Linked DNA regions of Homo sapiens: region 2 is linked to region 1. A link is an interaction called in ENCODE POLR2A ChIA-PET data of the cell type or tissue named here. Cell type or tissue: K562. All regions are shown on one strand. Links, peaks and the distances in the headings refer to the core of each region. The heading gives the core; the rest is flanking DNA. Region 1 holds the start of RHEBL1 (RHEB like 1). Region 2 holds the start of TUBA1B (tubulin alpha 1b).

Evidence for each region. ChIA-PET counts read pairs that join two places held together with the same protein. Peaks named below come from ENCODE experiments on the same cell type or tissue, not always from the same donor. Only the 100,000 strongest peaks of a DNase experiment are listed, where the experiment ranks them.
Region 2: POLR2A ChIA-PET joins it to region 1 with 10 read pairs; 30 of 35 experiments call an interaction of 5 or more read pairs at or near these places.

Annotation. Positions count from the first base shown.
Region 1 is chr12:49,064,548-49,074,956 of GRCh38, forward strand. It overlaps RHEBL1 (RHEB like 1), which reads right to left and starts at 5,432. Exons shown (of 8, transcript NM_144593.3): 1 at 5,187-5,432; 2 at 4,488-4,559; 3 at 2,421-2,488; 4 at 2,072-2,154; 5 at 1,929-1,985; 6 at 1,684-1,731; 7 at 803-884; 8 at 129-645. The coding sequence starts at 5,238. The coding sequence ends at 556. RefSeq lists enhancers at 5,146-5,455, 5,826-5,875 and a silencer at 5,476-5,595. In K562, for the core only: a CTCF peak has its summit at 5,135; DNase peaks (open chromatin) are centred at 5,164 and 5,544; H3K4me3 peaks cover 1,556 bases.
Region 2 is chr12:49,121,318-49,131,726 of GRCh38, forward strand. TUBA1B (tubulin alpha 1b) reads right to left here and starts at 10,078. Exons shown (of 4, transcript NM_006082.3): 1 at 9,981-10,078; 2 at 8,183-8,405; 3 at 7,925-8,073; 4 at 6,465-7,621. The coding sequence starts at 9,983. The coding sequence ends at 6,641. TUBA1B-AS1 (TUBA1B antisense RNA 1) reads left to right here and starts at 10,289. Exons shown (of 2, transcript NR_183484.1): 1 at 10,289-10,409. RefSeq lists enhancers at 6,361-6,862, 6,863-7,362, 8,909-9,203, 9,717-9,806 and a silencer at 10,007-10,406. In K562, for the core only: no CTCF peak of the experiment used is centred there; no DNase peak of the experiment used is centred there; H3K4me3 peaks cover 935 bases.

The DNA of each region.
Region 1 (10,409 bases), core at 1,041-9,040:
GACTGAGGCAGGAGAACTGCTTGAACCTGGGAGGCGGAGGTTGCAGCGAGCCAAGATTGCAGCACTGCACCACTCCAGCCTGGGCAACAGAGTGAAACTCCGTCTCACACACACACACGAAAAAGAAGTCAACAACAAAAGATTTCTCAATTTATTTGCATATATACATTGTCACCCCAGGGAGCCAGCTCTATTTCAGAAGTCCCCGGCTCCCCTTACCCAGCCAACACCCAAAACCCACCCAAGAGGATGGGTCCTGGATAAATAATGCCCAGGACTCATATCCTGACCCCATAGGTTATAACAGAATTCATCAAACAAAAACAGAGGGCTAGAGGCCAGTGTCCATGAGAGGTCCTTGCCCCTTTGTAAACATTGACATCCAGGCCACTGGAGCCTGGGGAAAGTGTGCAAACATGAGGATGCCACACTGTGTGTCCAGGGGCCAGGAACACAGCTGGCAACCATACCCGTGAAGTCCTGAGGATCTGCCCCCCACTGGAACATGGCAAGTGCCGGGGGCAGAAGCAAGGCAGTTACCCCACACCCAAGGGCTCACATGAGATGGCAGCGACGCTCTTGCCCATAGGAATTCTCCACACGGGCAATCTCCTGGATGACTTTGGTGAAGATGCCTTGAGTCAGCTATAAGAGGAGAGGATTCAGGGCAAAAGTCAGTTCAGTGCCAATACCACCCAGCTCTGGGGTGAAAGCCCCATTCCCGCAACATTCCCACCACCAAGCAGTACAATAAGGAAAACACAGCTACCATCACCACCCTTCTAGTCTTCAGGCCCAGCACCTGATTCTCTCGAGCAGATGACTCCATAAATGTCGCACCCCAGGACTCTGCCAGCTTCTTTCCTTCAACTGCCTGTACCTCTCTGGAAGCAAATTTGGGACATAAAGATGGAGGATAGAAATGTCAGTAAGTGCTCTGAAAAATCTTCAGAATCAAGACTTCCTGGCCAGGCACAGTGGCTCATGCCTGTAATGCAGCACTTTGGGAGGCCGAGGTGGTGGATCACTTGAGCTCAGGAGTTCAAGACCAGCCTGGACAACACAGGGAAACACCATCTCTATTAAAAAAAAAATGGGCCACACGCGGTTGCTTGTGCCTGTAATCCCGATACTTTGGGAGGCCTAGGCGGGTGGATCACAAGGTCAGGAGATCGAGACCATCCTGGCTAACATGGTGAAACCCCGTCTCTACTAAAAATACAAAAAATTAGCTGGGCGTGGTGGCACGCGCCTGTAGTCCCAGCTACTTGGGAAGCTGAGGCAGGAGACTCGCTTGAACCCGGGAGGCAGAGGTTGCAGTGAGCCGAGATCACACCACTGCACTCCAGCCTGGGCAACAGAGCAAGACTCCGTCTAAAAAAAAAAAAAATAGAGAAGAAAAAGACTTTCTCTGACCCATGCCATTTCCCCAAGTTTTGGGAGGAGGGCTGTGGAAGGAGAAAATATAGGTAAACAAAGGAACAATGGGTGAATCTAGGACTGAGGCTTGAAATATGAAATTGTGGCTTTTAAGATAGAAGTATTATCTTCCTTAAGCTTCAGGTTAGAGACAAAGAGAGGTGAAATGACTTGTTTGAGTCAGTGGAAGAGCCAGGATGAGAGCCTGACTGATTCCCAGTCCATTTCACTTCCTTTTGCTCTGAGTAGCAGAGATTTACATACCTCTCTGGAGAGAGATCTGCCTTGTTCCCCACTAGAACCACTGGCACCCTGTGAGGAAACAGCAGTTACTTCAGAATCCCCTCATTCCCCGCATTCCCCAACTCCTTACATCAAGGCTGGACGACTCCTTATCAGACCAGGCAGGATCTATATCCGAGCCTCCTCTCTAACTTGACAATTCTCCCCTCTGCTCTCTCCCACCCCCTCATGCCCACACTATGTCCCTATCCCCCAGGGCCACTTACCGGGTTTTCCCATGGCCTTCATGTAGCTTTTGGTACAGACTCTCAATGACTTGGAAGCTTTAAACACAAGAATTGGAGCTATAACTTTATGAGACAGTCCTCAGGTTCTCCCAAGTCCCGCACTCACAACCTTGGTCACTTACCTATGCAGAGAGGTGACAGAATACACAAGCACATAACCATGGACCCCAATGATGAATGAATAGGGCAGAATGCTGTACTCATCCTGGCAAGAAATGGGAAACATCAGTACCTAGATCCAAACCACTAAGATGGCAAAGGTTGGTGGGACAACATCCAGGTGACCCTCCCTGGGGCACGCCCTACTATAGTCACTTCAACATGTATTTATGGAACAGCTCCAATGAGCCCTGCATACTGTTAGCAGGTAAAATGCTTTTAATACTACTTTACGGATGAGCCACAAAGACTACCAGACTTCATCTCCGAGGGCTGAACTGCCACATTTGGATACCATACCCCAACTGGTACCTGCCCTGCTGTGTCCACCAGATGTAGGTGAAACTCATCTTTGCCAAGAGTCACTATCTTGCTGTAAGCTGAAAAGAAAAGAAAACTTGACTGTGAAGTGCCTTATAGGACCAGCGATGTATGTCCCCTGACTTTTTTTTTTTTTTTTTTTTGAGACAAGAGTCTCACTCTATTGTCCAGGCTGGGCTGCAGTGGCATGATCTCAGCTCACTGCAACCTCTGCCACCCGGGTTCAAGCTATTCTCCTGCCTCAGCCTCCCGAGTAGCTGGGATTACAGGGACCTGCCACCATGCCCGGCTAATTACATTTTTTTTTTTTGAGATGAGGTCTTGCTATGTTGCCCAGGCTGTAGAGCAGTGGCTATTCACAGGCGCACTCTTAGCACCCTATAGCCTGGAACTCCTGGGCTCAAGCAATCCTGTCACCTCAGCCTCCCAAGTAGCTGGAACTACAGGTGTGCACCTCTGCACCTGGCTGTCTCCTTACCTTTTTTTTTTTTTTTGGCAGCATTTTTTAAAGTAGATTATTGGTTGGGCGCAGTGGCTCACACCTGTAATCCCAGCACTTTGGGAGGCCAGGGCAGGCGGATCACTTAAGACCAAGAGTTTGAGACCAGCCTGGCCAACATGGTGAAACCCTGTCTCTACTAAAAATACAAAAAATTAGTTGGGCATGGTGGTGCATGCCTGTAGTCCCAGCTACTCAGGAGGGTGAAGCGTGAGAATTGCTTGAACCCAGGAGGTGGAGGTTGCAGTGAGCTGAGATTGCGGCACTGCACTCCAGCCTGGGTGACAGAGCGAGACTGTCTTGAAAAGAAAAGAAAAATAAAGTAATTACTTTTGTTTTATTGATGAATAATAGATGTACCAAGTTTCAGGGTACATGTGACAATTTAATACATTCATATAATTTGTAAAGATCAAATAAGTGTATCTGGAATATTCATCACCTTAAATATTTGGCTTTTCTTTATGCTAGAACCATTTGAATTCTTCTCTTCTAGCTATTTTGAAATGTAAAATAGCTTATTGTAAGCTATAGTCACCCTACTGATCTACTAAGTCTTATTTCTTCTATCAAACTATATATTTGTACCCATTGATCAATTTATCTTCATCCCTCCCACTCCCTTCCCCCTTACATTCTTTTTATTCTTTTTTTTTTTTCTTTTTTTTCTTGAGACATTGCTTCACTCTTGTTGCCCAGGCTAGAGCGCAGTGGCACGATCTCGGCTCACTGCAACCTCCGCCTCCCAGGTTCAAGCAATTCTCCTGCCTCAGCCTCCCGAGTAGATGGGATTACAGATGTCCATCACCATGTCCGGCTAATTTTTTGTATTTTTAGTAGAGACGGGGTTTCACCATGTTGGCCAGGCTGGTCTCGAACTCTTGACCTCAGGTGATCCACCTGCCTTGGCCTCCCAAAGAACTGGGATTACAGGCATAAGCCACGGTGCCCAGCTTTTTTTTTTTTTTTTTTTTTTTTTTGAGACAGTCTCACCCTGACACCCAGGCTGGTGTGCAGTGGCACGACCTTGGCTCACTGCCACTTTTGCCTCCTGGGTTCAAGCGATTCTCCTACCTCAGTCTCCTTTGTAGCTGGGATTACAGGCGTGCGCCACCATGCCCAGCTAATTTTGGTATTTTTAGTAGAGATGAGGTTTCACCATGTTGGCCAGGTTGGTCTCGAAATCCAGACCTCAATCCATCCGCCCGCCTCAGCTTCCCAAAGTGCTGGGATTACAGGCATGAGCCACTGCGCCCAGCCTCCCCTTACATTCTTAACCTTGGGGGTGACACAGATAGATCAGCTCCAGGGAGTTATCCAGGTAACTGGAAAGACACGCTAAGGTTCTTAATGTCTACATCTAAACTATCCCAGACTCAATATCTTGCAAAATCCATACTCTAGCCATCCATCGAACAGGATTGCTAAAGAAGAAATCAGATGTAATGTCTAAATAAATCAGCCCCTTGGCACCAGAGAAATAAATTATGGAGTTGGGTGGGGTATCCAAGCCCTCCGGGTCGCATACCACCAGCACACTAGGGGAGAAGTCTACTCACTATTCTCCACTGTAGGATCGTAGCCTTCCGAGAACTCGCCTTCCACAAATTGATGTGCCAAAGATGTCTTCCCTGTGGGGAGCAGTGTGACAGTTGTATCCAAATCATCCATCCACATTCACATCCTCTGTCCTTTCGGACTGTGGCCCAGGACCAAAGGAGACCCCAAATTAACACCACAGTCTGTGAGTGCCTCAAGCAATGCTATCCTTTGTGTCTACCCTCACCCTCTTTTCACCCAGGGTCTCCGCACTTTGGCTACCGGATGCATTCAGAAGCGCAGCAGGAAGCCTTTCCCGCCGCCTTCCCCACCCCATCCCACTCGTAGGAAGATCCAAGATTCCCTAGGATCAAGTCCGCCCCGCCCCAGGACACCTGCGACTATCTGTCCCCACGGAGACCGCGTCCCGGTTTTCAAATTGTGACCCCACCCCTATCCCCAAAGTAACGCTGGGACCACTCTGAGATTCCCGCAGCCAGGTCCGCATTAACCCTTAAGTGCTCCCGCTTCCTGCAGCCTCCACACACCACCAACTCTTCCAATCCTCCACTCTTCCATTCCTCCACTCTTCCAATCCTCGCTCTACAACCCCATCCTTACGATGTCATCATTCCTCCCTGGGTCGCGTTCCCACGGCAGCGCGCCTCTTCTGGCTACAAAGCTGCTGCGCGTCCGAGCTCTGCAGGGCGGAGACTCACCTACACAGCGGTATCCGAGGATGACCACCTTCCTGTAGCGGACTAGCGGCATGGCAGGAGCCCGCCCCAGGGGCTTGCGGAACTGCGGGCTCAGAGAGCCCGAAAACGAGGTCAGGGTGTGAGCAGGCGCGGCAGCTGGTGCAGGAAAGTCGCTCACCCCGAAGCTGCCGTGGGCAAGTTAGAAGGAAACCAAAACAAGCGCCGCGCCCGGAGCTGCCCACGTGATCACAACACAGCACGTCTAACGCCAGGGAGCCGGGCGCCCGGGGAACTACTGAGCCGCGCCGCGCCGGGCTCCGCCCCCCAGGCCGCTCGCCATTGGTCCATTAGAATGGGTAAGGGCGGTGCCGCCAGCAGGAGGGAAGGGTGGGCCTCACGTGGAGCGGGAGAACTGGGAGCTGCGCGTGCGCAGACTGGAGCCGGTTCATTCATAAAGAAACAGAAAGGAACCCGGGGTCCTAAAGGCGTTTGCGCATTTACAGCCTAGCTGAAGTGGCTTCGAAGAATTATGGATGGAAAATACCCGTTTTGTGGTTTCCGGTCATAAGATTCTAGCCCTCCCTTTTGCATGGTCTCTGGGGTCCTTAGATAGGGAGAAAACCGCCAAAGTTCTAGTATATTCCTTCTGCTTCCCCCAGCCTTCAGCCCCAGACCTATCAAGGTTTCCAGTCTTCCAGCATCTAATTTCAAACTGCAATTCTTATTCTTGCAGAAATTGCTAGAATTTATGATCAAGTAGTCTGAGGTTTCTTCTTCATCATCATGATCCTCAAATATTCATTTTTCAACAAATACTGAGTATATACTACATGTTTCAGGCATTGCTCCAGCTTTGGGGTCAGAACATGGACATCACAGACAATGTGTCTGCTCTTATGAAGGGAGAAACAAACATACAACAAGGAAATATCAGAGAGTGTTAAGTGCTGTAGAAGATGGTGTGATGAAAGATGACCACTTTATTTTTTTTATTTTTTTATTTTTATTTTTATTTTTTTTGAGACGGAATCTCGCTCTTTCTACCAGGCCGGAGGGCAGTGGCTCTATCTCGGCTCACTGCAAGCTCCGCCTCCCGGGTTCACGCCATTTTCCTGCCTCAGCCTCCAGAGTAGCTGGGACTACAGGCGCCCGCCACCGCGCCCGGCTAATTTTTTGTATTTTTAGTAGAGACGGGGTTTCACCGTGTTAGCCAGCATGGCCTCCATCTCCTGACCTCGTGATCCGCCCGCCTCGGCCTCCCAAAGTGATGGGATTACAGGCGTGAGCCACCGCGCCCGGCCGACCACTTTATTTTTTAAAGACAATACAGCATTTTTAATTTTTTTTCTTTATTTATTTTGAGACAGGGTTATGAGACTGGCTAATTTTTGTATTTTGGGGAGAGATGGGGTTTTGCTATGTTGCCCAGGCTGGTCTCGAACGCCTAGCCTCAAGTGATCCACCTGACCCGGCCTCCCAAAGTGCTGGGATTACAGACGTGAGCCACCGAGCCTGGCTGAGATGACCACTTTAGTGATACTTTCTCTCATAGGAAACCCCATTTAAACTAAGATCTGAAGGAACCAACTAGGAGATTTCACAAGAAGAATCCACCAATGCTAAGGCGTTAAGATGGAAATAAATTGGGTAAATTCCAGGAAGAGGGGAAGAAAAAAAGAAAGCCAGTTAGCCTAAAGCAGATGAAGTCTAAGAGAATGGCAGAGGCCAGGCCACATAAAGGAGTCTGGGCTAATTCTAAGTACTTGAAGGTATTTAAGCTGGGGCATGACATGATCTAAATTGTCTTTCTAAAAAATCTCCCTGGCTGTAGTGAATAGATTGGGGTTTGAGGGTAACAGGAGCAAAAGGAAGCAGGGAGATTGGCGAGGAAACTGTTACCTGTAGTCCAGGTGAGAGATGAGAGCGCTTGACTAGAGTGATCATGTTGAATGAAGTTGAGAATTCAGGATATTCTGAAGCTAAGGTTAAAATGACTTGTGGAAGGATTGGTAGAGGAGGGAAGAAAGGAAGGAAATCACCTAGATTTATAGAGAGTTCGACTATACTATGTGCCAGGTGCATTTTATTGTTATCTCATTTAATATTCACAAAAGCCCTAGGCCGGGCATGGTGGCTCATGCCTGTAATCCCAGCACTTTGGGAGGCTGAGGTGGACGGATCGCTTGAGGTCGGGAGTTCGAGACCAGCCTGTCCAACATAGTGAAACCCCGTCTCTACTAAAAATACAAAAATTAGCCGTGCGTGATGGTGCATGCCTGTAATTCCAGCTACTCAGGAGGCTGAGGCAGGAGAATCGTTTGAACACGGGAGGCAGAGGTTGCAGTGAGCCGGGATTGCACCATTGTACTCTGCACTCCAGCCTGGGAGACAGAGTGAGACTCCATCTTAAAAAAATATATATATATATATATATATATATTCATCTTCTACTTTGTGCCAGGCACTCTTACTATGTGTTGCACACTAGGATACAGAAATAAATAACAGATGCCTTTTATACTGCTTGTCCCGTCCATATGAACTCTCCATTCTTTTCCACCCAGATTTATGTCCAGGAGGCAGACCTTGTCTCCTGGCTTTCAGTGAAGCTCAGCCAAAGGAAAGCACACACAGAAGATTCAATGGACAGAGGAGAGTGGCTCTGTCCCCCATTGAAGGTCACAGTACCTCTCAAGGCAGCTGCCTCCTCCAACACACACACACACAGCTCTCTCCTGGTTTTCAGTGACTCCCCTCAGCCTTTATGCCTATAGCAGTATCAGCCTCTTTTCTGTTATTCACCTTGGGGCATTGCTCTATCTGTTGTGGTCTCCCTATACCCTGCCCACATCTTTGTAAATAGTCTCTTTATTAAACCATCTGAATTCTCCTGTTTTGAATCAGAGAGAAAGCAAAAGAGCCAAGGCAAAGGGCTTTCTCCTCTTGTGACTTTTTCTTTTTACCTGGTAAGGGAAGCTCTCACAGCAGATATTCACCTACATCTCATTGAACAAGATTGTTTTATATAGTCATTTCTAGTTGTAAGGGAACCTGGAAATTTTAGCATTTTCTTTTCCAATGTCTATAGTAAAGGAAGGCAAAAGACAATGTGATTATAAATAAATGTTTTGGCCTGACGTGGTGGCTCAGGCCTGTAATCCCAGGACTTTGGGAGGCCATACAGGTGAATTGCTTGAGCTCAGGAGTTCGAGACCAGCCTAGGTAGGCAACATGGCAAAAGCCTGTTGCTATAAAAAATACAGAAAAAAAAAAGAAGAAAAATTAGCCGGGCATGGTGGCACGTGCCTGTAGTCTCAAGCTACTTGGAAGGCTGAAGTGAAAGGATCACCTGAGCCCAAGGAGGTTGAGGCTGCAGTGAGCCATGTTTGTGCCACTGCACTCCATCCTGGACAACAAAGACCCTGTATCAAAAAAAAAAAAAAAAAAAAAAAAAAAAAAAGAAGCTAGGCACGGTGGCTCACGCCTGTAATCCTAGCACTTTGGGAGGCCAAGGCGGGTGGATTGCCTGAGCTGAGCTCAGGGTTTCGACACCAGCCTGAGCAACACAGCGAAACCCGGTATCTACTAAAATATAAAAAATTAGCTGGGGCCGGGCACAGTAGCTCACGCCTGTAATCCCAGCACTTTGGGAGGCTGAGGCAGACGGATCACCTGAGATCAGGAGTTTGAGACCAGCCTGGCTAACATGGTGAAACCCCGTCTCTACTAAAAATAGAAAAATTAGCCAGGCATGGTGGTGCATGCCTGTAGTCCCAGCTACTCAGGAGACGGAGGCAGGAGAATCGCCTGAACCTGGGAGGTGGAGGTTGCACTGAGCCGAGATCACGCCACTGCACTCCAACCTGGGCAACAGAGCGAGACTCCATCTCCAAAAAAACAAAAAAATAAATGTTTCATGAGCCAATCTATAAAACCTGCACATTTTAGGACCAAGATATTGGTTGATTAAATAGTTGTTCATTAAATATCAATCACTTTAAAAAGTAATGCATAGGCCGGGCACAGTGGCTCACACATGTAATCTCAGCACTTTGGGAGGCTGAGGCAGGTGAATCATCAGGTCAGGAGTTTGAGACCAGCCTGACCAACATGGTGAAACTCTGTCTGTACTAAAAATACAAAATTTAGCCGGGCATGGTGGGAGGCACCTGTAATCCCAGCTACTCGGGAGGCTGAGGCAGGAGAATCACTTGAACCTGGGAGATGGAGGTTGTAGTGAGCCAAGATTGCGCCACTGCATTCCAGGCTGGCTGACAGAGCGAGACTCTGTCTCAAAAAAAAAAAAAGTAATGTACAAATGGTTTATTTAGTAAAGATCAAAAAAATAGGATCAAATAAAGGAAAAATAGAACTTGGAGATAAGTCAAAAAAATATTTTAAAATATTATATATAAATATTATTTAATAGATAATAAACATATTTATTATATATTATTTATATAATAATAATATAAATAAAGGAAGCAATTCATCCTAATGTTAGATAAATGGGCTTGGAATAAGATTTTTTTTGTTTTTTATTATTTTTACTTTTTTTTATTTATTTATTTTTGAAACAGGGTCTCACTCCAATTGCCCAGGCTGGAGTGCAGTGGCATAATTTTGGCTCACTGCAGCCTCTACTCCTCAGCTCAGGTGATTCTCCTACCTCAGCTTCCTGAGTAGCTGAGACTACAGGCATGCACCACCATGCCCAGCTAATTTTTGTATTTTCAGTAGAGATGGGGTTTCACCATGTTGTTTAGGCTGGTCTCAAACTCCTGGACTCAAGCAATCCACCCACCTCAGCCTCCCAAAGTGCTGGGTTTACAGATGTGAGCCACCGCTCCCAGCCTGTTTTTGTGTTTTAGAGACAGGGTACCACTCCGCCACCCAAGCTGGAGTGCAGTGGTGCCATCATAGCTCACTGTGGCCCATAACTCCTGGGCTCAAGTGATCCTCTTGCCTCAGCCTCCTGAGTAGCCTAAGACTATACAGGCATGCACTGCCATGCCCAGCTAATTTTTTTTTTTTTTTTTTTTGTAGAGATGGGGTCGCTCCCAGGCTAGTCTTGAACTCCTGGCCTCAAGCAATCCCTCCTCAGCCTCCCAAAACACTGAGATTACAGACATGAGCCACCAAGCCTGGCCTGAAATAACATTTCTAGGACAGCATCATACATTGCTATGTCTCAAACAACTGAGACAAAATAAAGATAAGATGTTCCCAGAAAACTGTTTTAAG
Region 2 (10,409 bases), core at 1,013-9,012, 57 kb after region 1:
TAAGGAATTTGCCAGGAGTTTGATGGGATTGGGAGGGGAATATGGCATCTCCAGATAAAATGCTCTTCTCTCCTCCTTTGCTCAAGCCTCTTAGTTTAAGCACATCCCTAAATCACAGCCTGGGTCCTCGGTAAGGCTGAAAGACTCATGTCCTTCTGATCTCGTGGCGGGCAATATTTAAGGCTTCTAGTCCTACAAGGCAGGACACAAGGCTGTGGTATCTCTCCCCTTCGTCCCTACCAATTAAATCTGTCATCTCTAAAATGAGGCACTGGGCTCTTTTCATTTTAACAGTGAACTCAAGGAGGGGATGAACAGTAGGTTGTGAAGGCATTTAAGCATTCTGTGTTAAAAAAAGAAGGTATCTATGTAGTTAAGTTTAGTTATCATTGTTATTATCATCATCCTTTTCATCTCTAAGTAAACCCTTCTTGGGCTTTTAAAAATTTATATTCGGCAGGGCGCGGTGGCTCACGCCTGTAATCCCAGCACTTTGGGAGGCCGAGACGGGCGGATCACGAGGTCAGGAGATCGAGACTGTCCTGGCTAACACAGTGAAACCCCATCTCTACTGAAAATACAAAAAATTAGCCAGGCGTGGTTGCAGGCGCCTGTAGTCCCAGCTACTCGGGAGGCTGAGGCAGGAGAATGGCGTGAACCCGGGAGGCGGAGCTTGCAGTGAGCCGAGATAGTGCCACTGCACTCCAACCTGGGCGACAGAGCGAGACTCCGTCTCAAAAAAAAAAATTATGTTCATTGGCTGGGCACGGTGGCTCATCCCTGTCATCCCAGCACTTTGGGAGGCCGAGGCAGGCAGATCACCTGAGGTCAGGAATTCAAGACCAGCCTGGCCAATGTGGTGAAACCCTGTCTCCAATAAAAATACAAAACAATTAGCCGGGGCGTGGTGGCGGGTGCCTGTAATCCCAGCTACTCGGGAGGCTGAGGCAGGAGAATCACTTGAACTCGGGAGTTGGAGGATGCAGTGAGCCAAGATCACACCACTGCACTCCAAGCTGGATGTCAGAGTTAGACTTCATCTCCAAAAAGAAGAAGAAGAAGAAGAAAAAGTTATACTTATTTTCTGAATAAATGGCCTATTCTTCTGTAGCAGCTCTGGAGTATGGCTGAGCAGACATGTCAAGACCTGGGATGCAGTGCCCCTCATCTCCCAACTTGGACGCACATCTCTAAGTTTACAGGTCCAAGGCCGGGCGCCGTGGCTCATGCCTGTAATCCCAGCACTTTGGGAGGCCGAGACGGGTGGATCACGAGGTCAGGAGATCGAGACCATCCTGGCTAACACGGTGAAACCCCGTCTCTACTAAAAATACAAAAAATTAGCCAGGCGTGGTGGCGGGCGCCTGTAGTCCCAGCTACTTGGGAGGCTGAGGCAGGAGAATGGCGTGAACCCGGGAGGCGGAGCTTGCAGTGAGCCGAGATTGCGCCACTGCACTCCAGCCTGGGCAACAGTGAGACTCTGTCTCAAAAAAAAAAAAAAAAAAAGTTTACAGGTCCTTCCAGACTCTAAAGCCCTACTTGCTACCCCTTCTGAGAAAGGCAGAATGGAAATCTATAGTGTAAAAGGGAAAATAGTCCCAGAAGATTAAGGGGTCCTGATTAGTGACAGAACAAGAGGCTAACCAAATGTCTCTGTTCCCTAGGCCCCTCCCCTGAGACTTGACAAAGAAGCCTGGGCCCTGAAACAGAGTGAGAGTTCCAAAACCTTAGGGCTTAAAGTTTACATTGAGTAGAACAATAAAGAATCTGGCTGGGCCAGGCGCAGTGGCTCACGCCTGTAATCCCAGCACTTCCGGCTGCCGAGGCGTGTGGATCACGAGGTTAGGAAATCAAGACCATCCTGGCTAACATGGTGAAACCCCGTCTCTACTAAAAATACAAAAAATTAGCCGGGTGTGGTGGCGGGTGCCTGTAGTCCCAGCTACTCGGGAGGCTGAGGCAGGAGAATGGCGTGAACCCAGGAGGCGGAGCTTGCAGTGAGCCGAGATTGCGCCACTGCACTGTAGCCTGGGCGAGACTCCGTCTCAAAAAAGAAAAAAAAGAATCTGGCTGGCCGGGCGGGGTGGCTCGTGCCTGTATTCCCAGCACTTTGGGAGGCCGAGGTGGGTGGATCACGAGGTCAGGAGATGGAGACCATCCTGGCTAACACGGTGAAACCCCGTCTCTACTAAAAATACAAAAAACTAGCCGGGCGTAGTGGCGGCCACCTGTAGTCCTAGCTACTCGGGAGGCTGAGGCAGGAGAATGACGTGAACCTGTGAGGGAGAGCTTGCAGTGAGCCGAGATGGTGCCACTGCACTCCAGCCTGGGTGACAGAGTGAGACTCCGTCTCAAAAAAAAAAAAAAAAAGAAAAAGAAAAAGAAAAAGAATCTGGCCTAAGAGAAATTACCATTATTTATTTTTGGTTCCCTAGAAGCATTTTTTTTTTTTTTTGGAAACAAAGCCTCACTGCCGCCCAGGTTAGACTGCAGTGGCACGATCTCGGCTCACTGCAAGCTCCGCCTCCCTGCAAGCTCCGCCTCCTGGGTTCACGCCATTCTCCTGCCTCAGCCTCCCAAGTAGCTGGGACTAAAGGCACCCGCCACCACTCCCGGCTAATTTTTTGTATTTTTAGTAGAGACGGGGTTTCACCGTGTTAGCCAGGATGGTCTCCATCTCCTGACCTCGTGATCCACCCGCCTCGGCCTCCCAAAGTGCTGGGATTACAGGCGTGAGCCACCGCGCCCGGCCTCCCTAGAAGCATTCTATGGGCATTACCAGGCACTGTACTTGCTGCCCGGGCAGAGGTATAGATAAGATGACTGCAGTGCCATTTCATTCTAGCCATCCCCTCCCCCATGGCCCACACATAATATATCATTTAACCCAAGGCCTTAACTTATAATTATTAGTATTCATCTTGGCCTGGTGTGGTGGCTCACCCTTGTAATCCCAGCAGTTTGGGAAGCCAAGGAGGGAGGATCACTTGAGGTCAGGAGTTTGAGACCAGCCTGGCCAACATGGCAAAACCCCGTCTCTACTAAAAATACAAAAATTAGCTGGGCATGGTGGTGCAGGCCTGTAATCCCAGCTGCTCAGGAGGCTGAGGCAGGAGAATCCCTTGAACCCAGGAGGCAGAGGTTGCAGTGAGCCGAGACTGAGCCACTGCACTCCAGCCTGGCAATAGAGCGAGACTCCATCTCAAGAAAAAAAAAATAGTAGTCATCTTGATGTATAAAACAATTTTAAAATTTTTTTTTTCCTTTGAGACGGAGTTCGCACTTATCACCAAGTCTGGAGTGCAATGGCATGATCTCGGCTCACTGCAAGCTCTGCCTCCCGGGTTCAAGCAATTCTCCTGTCTCAGCCTCCCAAGTAGCTGGGATTACAGGTGCCCACCACCACACCCAGCTAATTTTTGTATTTTTAGTAGAGACGGGGTTTCACCATGTTGGCCTGGTTGGTCTCGAACTCCTGACCTCAGGTGATCCACCCACCTTGGCCTCCCAAAGTGCTGGGATTACAGGAGTGAACTACTGTGCCCAGCTTAAAATGTTTTATTGTATATTTTTGAGAGTTTCACTCTGTCACCGAGGCTGGGGTGCAGTGGCATAATCTCAGCGTGAGCCCCCGTGCCCAGCCACTAATTTTGTATTTTTAGTAGAGTTGGGGTTTCGCCATGTTGGCCTGGCTGGTCTCAGTCTCCTGACCTCAGGTGATCCACCTACTTTGGGCTCCCAAAGTGATAGGATTACAGGCGTGAGCTGCTGTGCCCGGGCCTCTCAGTTCTTTAAAGGTGTCTGCAGCTCGGCACACCCAGCGACTCATGCCTGTAATCCCAGCACTTTGGGAGGCCGAGGCGGGCAGATCACGAGGTCAGGAGTTCGAGACCAGCCTGGCCAACATGGTGAAACCCCAACTCTACTAAAAATACAAAAATTAGCCAGGCTTGGTGGCAGGTGCCTGTAATCCCAGCTACTCGGGAGGCTGAGGTAGGAGAATCACTTGAACCCGGGAGGCGGAGGTTGCAGTGAGCCACGACCACACCACTGCACTCCAGCCTGGGAGACAGAGCGAGACTCCATCTCAAAATAAATAATAAAATAAAAAATAAATAAAGATGTCTGCTTTCCCTTGGAACCTGTGATGGCTACATTTTTGTTGCTATGCTAGGCCTGTAGGCTCCCCACCAAAGCTTTTTCTCTGAATTGTTCATGCCAAATCAGATTACCTTTGGAGCTGAGAGTTGCAGTCATCCCTTAGTATCCCTGGAGGATATCAAAATCCATGAATGCTCAAGTTCCTTATATAGAGAACTCTGGTGTTTGCATGTAACCTGCACACATCTTCCTGTATACTTTAAGTCATTTCCAAATTACTTATAATACCTAATACAATGTGAATGCTATGCAAATAATTGTTATACTGTATCATTTAGTGAATAAAGGGGACAAGTATATGTTCAGTTCAGACACAACTATCCATTTTTCCAAATATATATTTTGAGATAGGGTCTTTCTCTGGCACCCAGACAGGAATGCAGCAGCACAATTACACTGGCTAATTTGTTTTTGTTTTAGTTTTGTAATGACAGGGTCTCCCTAGGTTGCCTAGGCTGGTCTCAAACTCCTGGGCTCAAGTGATCCTCCCGCCTTGACCAAAGTGCTGGTATTATAGGCATGAACCACTATGGCCGGTTGCTTCCAAGTATTTTCAATCCAGTTAGTCAAATCTAGATATGGAACCCACAGATAGGGAGGGCTGACTACATTTTGTAAATTTATAGGATTTATGGGCTAAAAAAACAAAAAACAAAAAACTGGGAAAATTGTAGACTTCCCTACTTTTTTTTTTTTTGAGATGAAGTTTTGCTCTTGTTGCCCAGGCTGGAGTGCAATGGCGCAACCTCGGCTCACTGCAACCTCCGCCTGCTGGGTTCAAGCAATTCTGTTTTTGCTTTTTTTTTGAGATGGCGTCTTGCTCTGTCGCCCAGGCTGGAGTGCAGTGGCGCGATTTCTGCTCACTGCAAGCTCCGCCTCCCAGGTTCATGCCATTCTCCTGCCTCAGCCTCCCGAGTAGCTGGGACTACAGGCGCCCACCACCACACCCAGCTAATTTTTTGTATTTTTAGTAGAGACGGGGTTTCACCGTGTTAGCCAGGATGGTCTGGATCTCCTAACCCCGTGATCTGCCCGCCTCAGCCTCCCAAAGTGCTTGGGATTACAGGCATGAGCCACCACACCTGACCCAAGGTTCAAGCAATTCTGCCTCAGCCTCCTGAGTAGCTGGGATTACAGGCATGCGCCACCATGTCCGGCTAATTTTGTATTTTTAGTAGAGATGGAGTTTCTCCATGTTGGCCAGGCTGGTCTCAAACTCCTGACCTCAGGTGATCCACCCGCCTCAAGCCTCCCAAAGCGTTGGGATTACAGGCATGAGCCACTGCGCCTGGCCTCTTCTTTTTAAAAAAATGCCTCATGTATTCTTTCAGTCTTGAACCAAGAAGACATCAAGGTCTTCAGCAGCCATAATTTTCCTGTGCTTTCCGGATTTGAAATCTACGTTTTCTCCTAGGTTAAATCCTCTATTTACATTCTCTGTGCCTACAAGTCTGTTACATGTAGCCAAAATACTTGAAAGGATGTAAACCATGCCAAATGCTATAAATTATAAACTTTTATCCTAAACTTTCCAAAGTTGCCGCTTTATCCTCATGTAATGCAGTCCTCTCCCACCAATGCATATGGCTTATTGTTTAGCCTTCTTACCTAGCATGACTTTTATTGACCACCATGAGTTCTGGTCCTTTTTCCTATCACAATAGGGCTGGAAACAGCCTTTACCTCACCACCCTCAAATATTCCTAGTCAGATGTTTTTCCCAGGTCACTGTTTTGACAGGATCTGTCACCAAGGCTGGAGTGCAGTGGTACAATCACAGCTCACCACAGCCTCAATCTTGTCAGCCTCTCAAGTAGCTGGGCTTATAGGCTCACACCACCACACCCAAATTTTTTTTTGTAGATGGAGTTTCATCATGTCTCCCAGGCTGGTCTTGAATGCCTGGGATCAGAGGTGTGAGCCACCATGACCAGCCAAAGATCACTTGGAAATTTCTTAATTACACTAACAAGTTAGCAGGCCACTTTAAACAGCAGCATCTCAGTGGATATTCAAAACTTACACTTCCTATACATTACTCATTAGTAACTACCCAGTCTTACTCTGAAGAGCTAAATGAGCTTTAGATTAGCAGAATGACTTTCCCCACCCCCTATGCAAGCGTTGAGGTGGTAAACTAGTCTGAGAATCTAGGGCTCCTGCCTTTCTAGTCTGTTGAGCTCCCTTTTCCCTAGAGGTGCCTGCACAGTAAGTGGGATCCTTGACACCAGACTCTCTATACTCCAAGTATAGATGAATCTAAAAACCAAGGCACTTTTAGAAAAAAACGCAGGAAACAAAGCTTTTGATGTTAATGACTTTACTTTGAGATATGATGGAAAAATATTACAGGTACACATGGAAAAGACATGATCACCAAGTGAAAACAATCTAACCAGAAAGCTTTAACGTCTGTCAGTTAAGCTGAAGCTGAAATTCTGGGAGCATGACATGCTGCAGGGCCAAAAGGAATGGATAATTAGTATTCCTCTCCTTCTTCCTCACCCTCTCCTTCAACAGAATCCACACCAACCTCCTCATAATCCTTCTCAAGGGCAGCCATATCTTCACGGGCCTCTGAAAACTCGCCTTCCTCCATCCCCTCACCCACGTACCAGTGAACAAAGGCACGCTTGGCATACATCAGGTCAAACTTGTGGTCCAGGCGAGCCCAGGCCTCAGCAATGGCTGTGGTGTTGCTCAGCATGCACACAGCTCTCTGTACCTTGGCCAGGTCTCCACCAGGCACCACAGTGGGAGGCTGGTAGTTGATGCCAACCTTGAAGCCAGTGGGGCACCAATCCACAAACTGGATGCTGCGCTTGGTTTTGATGGTGGCAATGGCAGCATTGACATCTTTGGGAACCACGTCACCACGGTACAACAGGCAGCAAGCCATGTATTTACCATGGCGAGGGTCACATTTCACCATCTGGTTGGCTGGCTCAAAGCAAGCATTGGTGATCTCTGCTACAGAAAGCTGTTCATGGTAGGCTTTCTCAGCAGAGATGACAGGGGCATATGTGGCCAGAGGGAAGTGGATGCGGGGGTAGGGCACCAGGTTGGTCTGGAATTCTGTCAGGTCAACATTCAGGGCTCCATCAAATCTCAGGGAAGCAGTGATGGAGGACACAATCTGGCTAATAAGGCGGTTAAGGTTAGTGTAGGTTGGGCGCTCGATATCGAGGTTTCTACGACAGATGTCATAGATGGCCTCATTGTCTACCATGAAGGCACAATCAGAGTGCTCCAGGGTGGTGTGGGTGGTGAGGATGGAGTTGTAGGGCTCAACTACAGCTGTGGAAACCTGGGGTGCTGGGTAAATGGAGAACTCCAGCTTGGACTTCTTGCCATAATCAACTGAGAGACGTTCCATGAGCAGGGAGGTGAACCCAGAACCAGTTCCCCCACCAAAGCTGTGGAAAACCAAGAAGCCCTGAAGACCGGTGCACTGGTCAGCCTGTAGGGGAATAAAAAAATGTAATATTTTAATGCCAGGACACATTATCTTAGAATTTCTATTTCAACTTTTTAGATTACGAACCATATCTCACTGATGTAAGCACAAGGAATTGGCAAAACAGACATATCCACAAACTGTCCATAACCTAGGGACTATCTGATTTAGAAGTCCAATTAATATAGCAAGCAGCCTATTCCACATTTTGGTAGGTGCCAAAGAATGAATGATGTCAGTCACTCCACCCAACTTGCACTGGAACTATCACACCACATTAAATGCATATTTATATGTGGTGCTTACCAGCTTGCGAATTCGGTCCAACACAAGGTCAATGATCTCCTTGCCAATGGTGTAGTGCCCTCGGGCATAGTTATTGGCAGCATCTTCCTTGCCTGTGATGAGCTGCTCAGGGTGGAAGAGCTGGCGGTAGGTGCCAGTGCGAACTTCATCTGGAGGAGGGAGAGAAGGACGGAGGGAGTGAGTGAGTGACAAGAGAAGCCCCTGGACAGACCTCCTGTCCCAGCATCCTGGGATCTCAGGTTACTGAGGTCAACTCACCAATGACTGTGGGTTCCAAGTCTACAAACACAGCCCGGGGCACGTGCTTGCCAGCGCCCGTCTCACTGAAGAAGGTGTTGAAGGAGTCATCTCCTCCCCCAATGGTCTTGTCACTTGGCATCTGGCCATCGGGCTGGATGCCGTGTTCCAGGCAGTAGAGCTCCCAGCAGGCATTGCCAATCTGGACACCAGCCTGGCCAACGTGGATGGAGATGCACTCACGCTGCGGGAAGGAAAAAAGATATCACAATTTAAACCAATCTATTGATGACTGTCAAGTGGAACAAAATACTCATGCAATCTTTATTTTTTTAGAGATAAGGTCTGTCGCCCAGGCTTGAGTGCAGTGATGCCATCTAGGCTCACTGCAGCCTAGGCTCCAGTCATCCCCCCACCTCAGCCTCTGGAGCAGCTGGGACCACAGGCACAGACCACCAAGCTGGCTAATTTTTTCATTTTTTTTGTGGAGATGAGGTCTGGCTGTGTTACCTAGGCTACTCACGTAATCTGAAAACGAATTTCCTTTTCTAAAGCGATCTTTTCTAAAGATCCTTTTCTAAGATGTACTACTTTTGAGAACAGCTACACTATAGTCTACGTTGCTTTTAATGAATGTTACCTTCCCATCCTAAACCGGGAAGGCCTCCTTCCAGACCAAGACAGCTCAGTCACAGCTTCCTCCTTTGGAGGACCAAGACAGGAAGGTGGGCATCCATCCAGCGCTCAGGCCCCAGAAGCCCACTTTAGACTAGGTGGTCACATTTCCGGGCAGCTCCTAGCACAGGAAGCACGTGGCCAGACCAGCGCAGAAGAAATGTCTGTCCGCAGGGACAAGGGGCGGGGCTCTGCGGCACAGGATGAATGAGCAATTCCGGGCGCGCGCTCTTGCGCCCCCCGGCGGTGCTGCAGAGGCACGAAATGGCCACGTCTGCAAAGGCGCTGCCCAAGCCGCCCATCCTCCCTTGCCTGCCGGCATCGGGCTCAGCCTAACACCTCCACAGCAGTCTGAGCGCAGTAGGAGATTATCGGCGGCCCAGATCTGGGTCAAGATCCGATTTCCGTTCCCTCAAAATCCCTTACTGCCACCACCTGCTCCCCTGAATTCCTAACGCAGCAGGGAGAGACAGGTGGCCTCTACAGACTGTTGTGTACGAACTGTCGTAATACACTGGTGTAGAGCGGTACATTGACAGGGAGCTCTTCCGCAGTCCTCTTATTGCTTTCATCAAAAAAAGAACACTCAGGTTAACAGGAGACACGCCCTGTAGCCCTAGTCGCGTCGCGACCCAGAGCGCATGCGCAAAGCGCAGTGGCGGTTTCCCGCCCAGGAGCGGCGGGAAGGTAACGGTCGCGCGTGCGCGCTTTTGTCTCCAGCTGCTTCCCACCCCCGCTTTTCGCGCTCAAGAGGAAGTGAGGGCTGGAAGAGTCCGCGCGCGCGTCCACCCAAGGCGGAGTAAGGGCATGCGCTGGAAAGGACTGCGGGGACTCGAGGGACCGCACCCAGGACACAGTTACGCGACAAAAGAGAGCTCCGGATACGGCGGAGGGCAGCCCGAGCCCCCCATCCCTTCCAGAGTCCGAGAAGAAATCCTGGCGCCCCTCGACCTTTCCGGGCCCCCGCTATTTACACACACCGAGGTCTCACCACTCCCGCCCTGGCCTCTCGCCTCGTTTTCCGCCCTCCAAACGGACGGCTCTGAGGCCAGCCCTTCCCGGCTGTATACAGGGCCCCAGCGCCCCGCCGGCTCGCTTTTCCCTGCTTCCCTGAAAGCAGCCGGGAGCCGCACGGCTTACTCACCATAGTGGCTAGGGATTAGGAGGCGAAGGCGACAGGAGCAGACACCGGGTCCCGGTTACCGTCCCCGACAAGCTAAGAGTCGAGGTAAGTAACGCACTAGGGCGGGGCCGGCGCTGGAGCCTCTTAAGTAGCGGCTGCGGAGGGGCGGGCGGGCACAGGCGGTGCCGCGGTCGCTGGCCCCTCCTCCGGCCCCGCGCGCCCACTCCGCGCCCGGCCTGGCCGCCGCAGAGGCGGGCTCCGAGCCCCGAGCCCCCTCCCCTCGCGCGGCCGCGGGGTGGGGTCTGCCGCGCCTGCGGGCAACGCGCGCCAGTACTGCAGTGTGCGGCGCATGGCTGCGAGGGCCTGCCGAGGGGCGGGCGCGAGTCGGAAAGACACCGACCAGGGAATGGGCGACGAGGCTTGCCTTAATTCGGAGGAAACCCAGGACTT